3 separate regions of the Homo sapiens genome follow, and regions 2 and 3 are each linked to region 1. The links are chromatin loops, found by intact Hi-C in ENCODE. Cell type or tissue: mammary epithelial cell. All regions are shown on one strand. Region 1 overlaps TMPRSS7 (transmembrane serine protease 7). Region 2 overlaps PHLDB2 (pleckstrin homology like domain family B member 2). Region 3 overlaps ABHD10 (abhydrolase domain containing 10, depalmitoylase).

Evidence for each region. A loop is a pair of places that touch in the nucleus more often than their neighbours do. Peaks named below come from ENCODE experiments on the same cell type or tissue, not always from the same donor. Only the 100,000 strongest peaks of a DNase experiment are listed, where the experiment ranks them.
Region 2: a loop joins it to region 1, with 12 times the contacts of the local background. A loop is called at or near these places in 2 of 110 quality-filtered maps.
Region 3: it touches region 1 in a loop (15-fold over the local background); 47 of 110 quality-filtered maps call a loop at or near these places.

What each region holds. Positions count from the first base shown.
Region 1 is chr3:112,042,698-112,045,197 of GRCh38, forward strand. TMPRSS7 (transmembrane serine protease 7) reads left to right here. Exons shown (of 18, transcript NM_001395507.1): 4 at 1,558-1,625. Among named protein-coding and RNA genes, the nearest start is that of TMPRSS7, 9.2 kb to the left of the region's middle. In mammary epithelial cell, a CTCF peak has its summit at 1,135 (motif pointing left); a DNase peak (open chromatin) is centred at 1,124; H3K27ac peaks cover 250 bases.
Region 2 is chr3:111,893,742-111,896,241 of GRCh38, forward strand. The region is part of intron 2 of PHLDB2 (pleckstrin homology like domain family B member 2); the gene reads left to right. Among named protein-coding and RNA genes, the nearest start is that of PHLDB2, 36 kb to the left of the region's middle. In mammary epithelial cell, a CTCF peak has its summit at 1,527; no DNase peak of the experiment used is centred here.
Region 3 is chr3:111,988,214-111,990,713 of GRCh38, forward strand. All of the region lies in intron 4 of ABHD10 (abhydrolase domain containing 10, depalmitoylase), which reads left to right. Among named protein-coding and RNA genes, the nearest start is that of TAGLN3, 9.5 kb to the right of the region's middle. In mammary epithelial cell, a CTCF peak has its summit at 1,070 (motif pointing right); a DNase peak (open chromatin) is centred at 1,058.

The sequences.
Region 1 (2,500 bases):
GACTCAAAGTTAGCAAATCCCTATTTATTGGATGTTTAGGCTGTTCCCAACTTTTGCTATAGATAATGTGACAGCAAAACTGCCACATTCTTTGTGAGTATCTCTGACTACTCCCTTAGGTGGTTTCCTAAAAGCATAATTACTTGGACAAATAGAAAAGTATCTATTCATGGCTCTTGGCACATATTACCAACTAGAACGTTGCTGTCAATTTGTATTTCCACGGTACTGGAGAGGGTTGTCATAGTGATGAACTTGACACAATGACTGGCTGTGTAGAATGAGGAAAGGTGGTGAGAGAGAGGGCACATCAAAGACAATAGTGCTCAGAGCAGCTTTTACTTATTGAATGCCTGCTATATACTGGGTACGTCACTAAACCCTTTGCCTCTAATATTTATACAGTCCTGTGTCGCTTAACAATGGAGATACTGTTGTACAAACATCATAGAGTGTGTGTACACATACGTAGCTGGAATGGCCTACTACACACCCAGGCTAGATGGTATAGCCTACTGCTCCTAAGCCACAAACCTGGACGGCATGTTACTGTACTGAACAGTGTAGGCAATTGTAACACAAATCACTAGATGATAAGAGTTGCTCAGCTCCATCATAATCTTATGGGACTACTGTCATATATGTGGTCTGTCATTGACCAAAATGTCATGTGGCATATGACTGTATACCAATTATTTCTAAAATTATCCCAAGGAGGTGGGTGTTTTGATTACCACTTTATAGGTGAAAAAGAAAAAGAAAAAAAAAATCCTGCCTAAACAGGTTTAGGCAACATGTTCTGTGTTGCACAGTGAATTTAAATTTCACAGCTTATATTGTTTCCACTACACTTCATAATTTCTAAGGGTTAAATTTTTTTGTTTTTAAATCTTGGGCAATTATGTAAGTGGTTTTCAAATTACATAGGAAGGGGAATACTAGAGAAAATGACTGGGGAGAAGAGAGTGAGTTTGCTTTTAGAAATGCTAGGTAAGGGCCAAGAAGGTAAATCGATTGAAACAGAGCTCTCCCTTGAGATCCAATTATGAAGTTTTAAAATGGCTGGGGCGCTTCCCTAGAGTTTGTTATGAAGGGGGCTGGTAGACCTGGCTGTGGGTACCACTCGCCCCCTAGTGGCTAATGTGAGAATGTGTCCTTAAGAATATGGTCGACGCTGGTGCACTGATAGAAAAGACGTTGGGTCAGACTACTGTACTATGAAAATGTACTTAAATGAGTTTGATTTGTTAACTGTGGGGAAAATTAACCTTTGCAGTGGGGAGAATACAGAAGTTAAGTTTGAGTTTAAAGAGAGCAATAAATGACTTTTCACTGATTTTTCACAGATAGCAGAATGAAAGTAAGTCACTCAAGATTGTTGCAGGAAGAATTTATTTGAATTCAAGAAATAATGCCGGGGTGTGGAGTTAGGAGCCTTTATTTTGAGGCTTGCATTTCTTCTTGCTGGCTGTCAGAGCTTGGGCCTACAACATTTAAGATACTGTAAAAGGAAGTCAAGTATGAAATACTTCAGATACCTCAACTATTCTTTTTCAGATAAACCTGGTTTATACAACATCTGCCTTCTCCAAATTTTATGAGCAGTCTGTTGTTGCAGATGTCAGGTAATGCATGTCCCTTGTTTTGAGATTTCTGTGTTCATTGTTCTAAAGTCCATTCAAGGCTATGAAAAGGCTGAGATTCCACCATTCCCAAGTAACTTCTTGGAAGTGGTTGGGGATTCATACTGTATTAGCACAACTAGCGACTCAACTCACTGCCCTTCTTTCTTGCTGTGTTTTTGCTCTTTATCCACCAAATCCCGACCTTCTCCCCATAGCTAGAATCCTGAACCCCTATAGCAGTGCTGCTGTGCAAAATGGCCATAAACTTGTCTATCATATTGGGTGGAGGGTGGAGGCAAAAATAAAGCACAGACCATGATTTCTTAATGTTCAGTGAAAAACTGGTCACTAGAGATCTTCTGAGAAAAAAGGGGATTCATGGTCAAATAATTTTTAGAAAAAATCGTGCACCATATATTATATCCCACCCCCACCCACTCCCAATATATCTGCAGAGATTCACAATCCACAATCCACTTTGACATATTAAAGCACTGAGAAGCCTTGGAGTATAGCAACTTGATTAGTTTCCTTAACCTTCCATTTCCCAAGTCATTTCCTGCAGAATGCCATGTTATGTTCCTTTCCTAAAACGTGGCAGTATTTATGTCATTAGGAGCTCAGGCTCTGGGGGCCGACTGGAAACCAAATTGGGCTTAATTACTGGATCTGCTACTAGCTATGTGACTTGGAGTTGTATTCGGCTTCAGTTTTCTCACCTATAAAACTGGAATAATAATGGGACCTTCTCATAAGATTAAATGGGATAAAGCAGATTTAGCACAGTCCCCGGACATGGCAGAGTATCAAACATTGTAATGGTTTTAATTTTTTTTCTTTTTTGAGACAGAGTCTCGCTCTGTCGCCCAGGCTGG
Region 2 (2,500 bases), 150 kb before region 1:
TTTATGTTAAGGTAAGCAAAAAAAAAAAAATCCAGGTGAAATTAGGTATAATATATTTGACAGCACAGGAGTAGATTGACGATGCTACCCACTCCCTAAATTAGCAATCTATTCTCTAAGTAAACAGCACTATTTCTTTTTTTTTTTTTTGGATTTATTTTTATTTATTTATTTATTTTTTATTATACTTTAAGTTTTAGGGTACATGTGCACATTGTGCAGGTTAGTTACATACGTATACATGTGCCATGCTGGTGTGCTGCACCCACTAACTCGTCATCTAGCATTAGGTATATCTCCCAATGCTATCCCTCCCCCCTCCCCCCACCCCACAACAGTCCCCAGAGTGTGATATTCCCCTTCCTGTGTCCATGTGATCTCATTGTTCAATTCCCACCTATGAGTGAGAATATGCGGTGTTTGGTTTTTTGTTCTTGCGATAGTTTACTGAGAATGATGATTTCCAATTTCATCCATGTCCCTACAAAGGACATGAATTCATCATTTTTTGTGGCTGCATAGTATTCCATGGTGTATATGTGCCACATTTTCTTAATCCAGTCTATCATTGTTGGACATTTGGGTTGGTTCCAAGTCTTTGCTATTGTGAGTAATGCCGCAATAAACATACATGTGCATGTGTCTTTATAGCAGCATGATTTATAGTCCTTTGGGTATATACCCAGTAATGGGATGGCTGGGTCAAATGGTATTTCTAGTTCTAGATCCCTGAGGAATCACCACACTGACTTCCACAATGGTTGAACTAGTTTACACTCCCACCAACAGTGTAAAAGTGTTCCTATTTCTCCACATCCTCTCCAACATCTGTTGTTTCCTGACTTTTTAATGATTGCCTTTCTAACTGGTGTGAGATGGTTTCTCATTGTTGTTTTGATTTGCATTTCTCTACTGACCAGTGATGATGAGCTTTTTTTTCGTATGTTTGTTGGCTGCATGAATGTCTTCTTTTGAGAAGTGTCTGTTCATATCCTTTGCCCACTTTTTGATAGGGTTGTTTTTTTCTTGTAAATTTGTTTGAGTTCATTGTAGATTCTGGATATTAGCCCTTAAAGTAAGTACATTTTTTGTCACTGGGTAATATAAAGAAAAATGTTATCTGTCATCAGATCACCTTGGGTCATTAGAGAATAAAGCAAGGACTTTCTCTCTACAAATTGCTGGTTTGCGTGTGTGTGTGTGTGTGTATGTATGTATGTGTGGGTCTGTATGTGTGTATATGTTGATTAAATATTAAAGGAATTAATCATTAGCAAAGTTGGGCTGCCAATTGTCCTCCATTAACTGAGAGTGAAAAAAAAAAAACGGTTGTCATACCTTTTTTCTTTCTTCTTCACTTGGAGAGATGGGCAGAAAAGCAGTGAGAAGGAAAAATTAGCATTTGGCAATAATCTAATGACTTCACATTGGGGAAACAGAGCTAAAGTCTTCATGAAATTCTATATTGCAGTAGTCCATTCTTGAGAGCAAACCCTCTGTTCTTATAGTAGCAGTACAAGCTATTGCCTCTTGATGGTGCCATGCATTAAAGAATTTGAGAGATGTATGTTCTGACTCTTCACATGGTTCAGCTTTCTCAGGCTAAACGCTGAAATATAGAAAGCAACTTGGACTAAAAAGAGGCCCTGTATGCCCCTGTGTCAGTTATAGAAGAAGTCTCATTCTTTTTTAAAATCATAAATAAATATATGAACACTTGTTTCTTAAATAAGAAATAAAGATCATAAATAAAATTTGTAGAAAGAAATATAAACTAAATAAAAACTGAAAATATATCAAGACCAACAAATATATAGGAGTGGAGGCCAGGCGTGTTGGCTCACGCCTGTAATCCCAGCACTCTGGGAGGCCAAGGCAGGTAGATCACCTGCGGTCAGGAGTTCGAGACCACCCTGACCAACATGGTGAAACCTCGTCTCTACTAAAAAAATACAAAATTAGCCAGGCGTGGTGGCACATGCCTGTAATCCCAGCTACTTCGGAGGCTGAAGCAGGAAAATCACTTGAACCCATGAGGTGAAGGTTGCAGTGAGCCGAGATCGAGCCATTGCAGTCTGGCGTGGGCAAAAGAGTGAAACTCAGTCAAAAAAAAAAAATCTATCTATCTATCCATCTATCTATCTATCTATCTATCTATTTATATGGAGATACATTAAGTGAAGGAGGACTATTGATTGTTTCTGGTAAAAGTGGTCCCCATATTTGTTGTCAAATTACTTAGTATATCTATATTTATTTATTATTCTTTTTTTGAGGAGAGTCTTGCTATGTTGTCCAGGCTGGAGTACAGTGGCATGATCTCGGCTCAGCCTGCTGAGTAGCTGGGATTACAGGTGCATGCCACAATGCCCAACTAATTTTTGTATTTTTAGTAGACACAGGGTTTTGCCATGTTGGCCAGGTTGTTCTCGAACTCCTGGCCTCAAGTGATTTGCTCCCCTTAGCCTCTGAAACTATTGGGATTACAGGCGTGAGCCAC
Region 3 (2,500 bases), 54 kb before region 1:
TCACGTTGTTTTAAGCTCCTTAAGAAATAGCATTGTGTGTGTATTCAGGTTTCTCATATTATTTCCTATCAGAGCTGAAATTACAAAGCTGGTCTTCCTTGAACTTATCTCCTGTTTCTGAATTTTGTTCACTTTCTTGGTGGTTTCTCATACATAGTTGCTCAATGTCTTCATGTTTTTCCCACCTTTGACATTTTGTGGATCTAAATGTGGACTCCTTGCTCCATCCTCTTAACTCAATAATACAGCGCTTCTTGGGTAGGAAATTATCTCAAAGACATAGCAGATTGAAAAGGAGTTGATTTTTGGGGGTTGGGGGTTTATTGTATTTTGTAATTATTGGTAAATGACAAAACCTGTGTACATTTGTTTTGGTTTTGTTTTTATTTGGGGGGGTTTTTAGGGTATCTCTGTTGCCCAGGCTGGAGTGCAGTGGTGCAGTCATTGCTTACTGCAGCCTTGACCCCTCAGACTCAAGAGATCCTCCCACCTCAGCCTCCTGAGTAGCTGGGACCACAAGTGCACACCACTATGCCTGGCTGATTTTTGTATTTTTTGTAGCGATGGGGTCTCGCCATGTTGCCCAGGCCGGTCTTGAACTCCTAGGCTCAAGAGATTCTCCTGCCTTGGACCCCCAAAGTGCTGAGATTAGAGACACAAGCCACTGTGCCTGGCCATGTACATTTCTCTGCGTGTGTGTGTGTTCACATCAGTCAGAGTGAGCATAGGGTAGATACTTTCTAATTGAGAAGATTTATAATCTGCAAATCAAGGCATTTTTTGCTAATACTTACTCAGATAAGCAGTTGTTAACAGAAGCATGTTGAGCCCTTGGTTAACTTAAAAGCATGTATAAGGAAAGAGCACCAACACTAAGACCGCTATCTCTTCTCCACATAAACAGCTAGCCCTAACAATGTCAACGGAGCAGATGTGGAGATTTTTACTATCTTTTATAACCCTGGGAATAGTAAGCCCAGCATTTCTCATTTCTTCTCTAAGAACTTGACCATCCTCTTTAACTGACTCTAATCATTATCACCTTCTTTGGACACTAGAGGGCCTCAGACATGATGCACAGCTGTTGGGAATGTAAGCTTCTGAACCACATTGCCTTGATAAGTTTTGTTGATGTAGAACTTAATATATTGTACATTTTCTTTGGGTAATGTCTTTGCTGTTTCTGAACTTTTTGTTCTTGAGGACTTGAGACATACAACATTTTATAAAGTTAACTTTGTTCTTCAGATGGACCATTTTCATTCAATTCAGTGGCAGGTAGCAGAGCTAGTTGGGGGCCAGGGATGCTTAAAATGAAACTATTATTAATTCAGTGTCGCCTTAATTAGCAAAGCCTCCACTTCAGCTAATAACCAGTGGGACTAAGTTCTATCTGCTGAAGTATTTACAAATTCAGAAACAATCCTGAGTAGCTTGAGGATAGCTAAATGTCATCTTTACTTTAAATATTTGGTTCATATGTTGTTTTAATACAGAGAATGCCATGATATTGATATAGATTTATATACATTTTATAGTTTTGTAGAATTTCATTAATTTTAAATCATTTGGAGACATATTTAGAAGTACAGTTTTTTTTTTACTGAATTATTAAGTCTTTTTGGAATTAAAAATACATTAAAGCCTAAGTACATATAGATTATATTATGTCATACATATTTTTTAAGTTCTTGTTTTCCTTTTTACATTTGCAATAAATTAACAATTTTAAACATGGGAAAATCATAGTATATTTGTTGAAACTTTAAATTTTTCAAATATGTGTAGCTTTTCTTTCCTTATTTTTTAAAATTTTTGATAAGATGTCCATTCCATTTTTCTAGAAATGCCCTTAATATTATATGATTGTAACAGTCTTGAAACTATTCATAGCTTGATTTTTGTTTTAGTTTTAAGCTGTGATCATCTTTCCAATAATCTATTATATATAAATAAACTTTTATGCTCAAAAGTGTTCATGACAATACCACAGTATGAGATGGTCAAACTAATTAAGTCAATTATGGTGGACTGCTGTGCAGCATTTAAAACCTTTTCATAGAATTTTTTAAACCCAGAAATATATGTACTAAATAAACAGCATAGAAAACTGTATATGAATGTGTAATATGTATGTATTTTACATATTACACAAAAACCAAAACACATATAGACAAATATTGGAAGGAAATAAGCCATATATTAATGGTTTTTCTCTCCATAAGATAGGATTATGGGTGATTTATTTCTTTAATTATTTTTATGTTTTCTATAATGACTGCATGTTACTCATTATACAAAATTCTAATTTTTTTAGAAAAATTAAGATAAATTATATAAAAAATAAGAGTTCTCAAAAAGTCAAAGGACATGTATATTTCATTTTAAGGGAATAAATATACAGATATTATTGTTTGGCTTTCAGGAAGTATGTGGAAGACTTCTTTGTCATCCAGAACAAAAATCAAATTTTTTCTCTTTTATAGGACTCTGGAAGGAA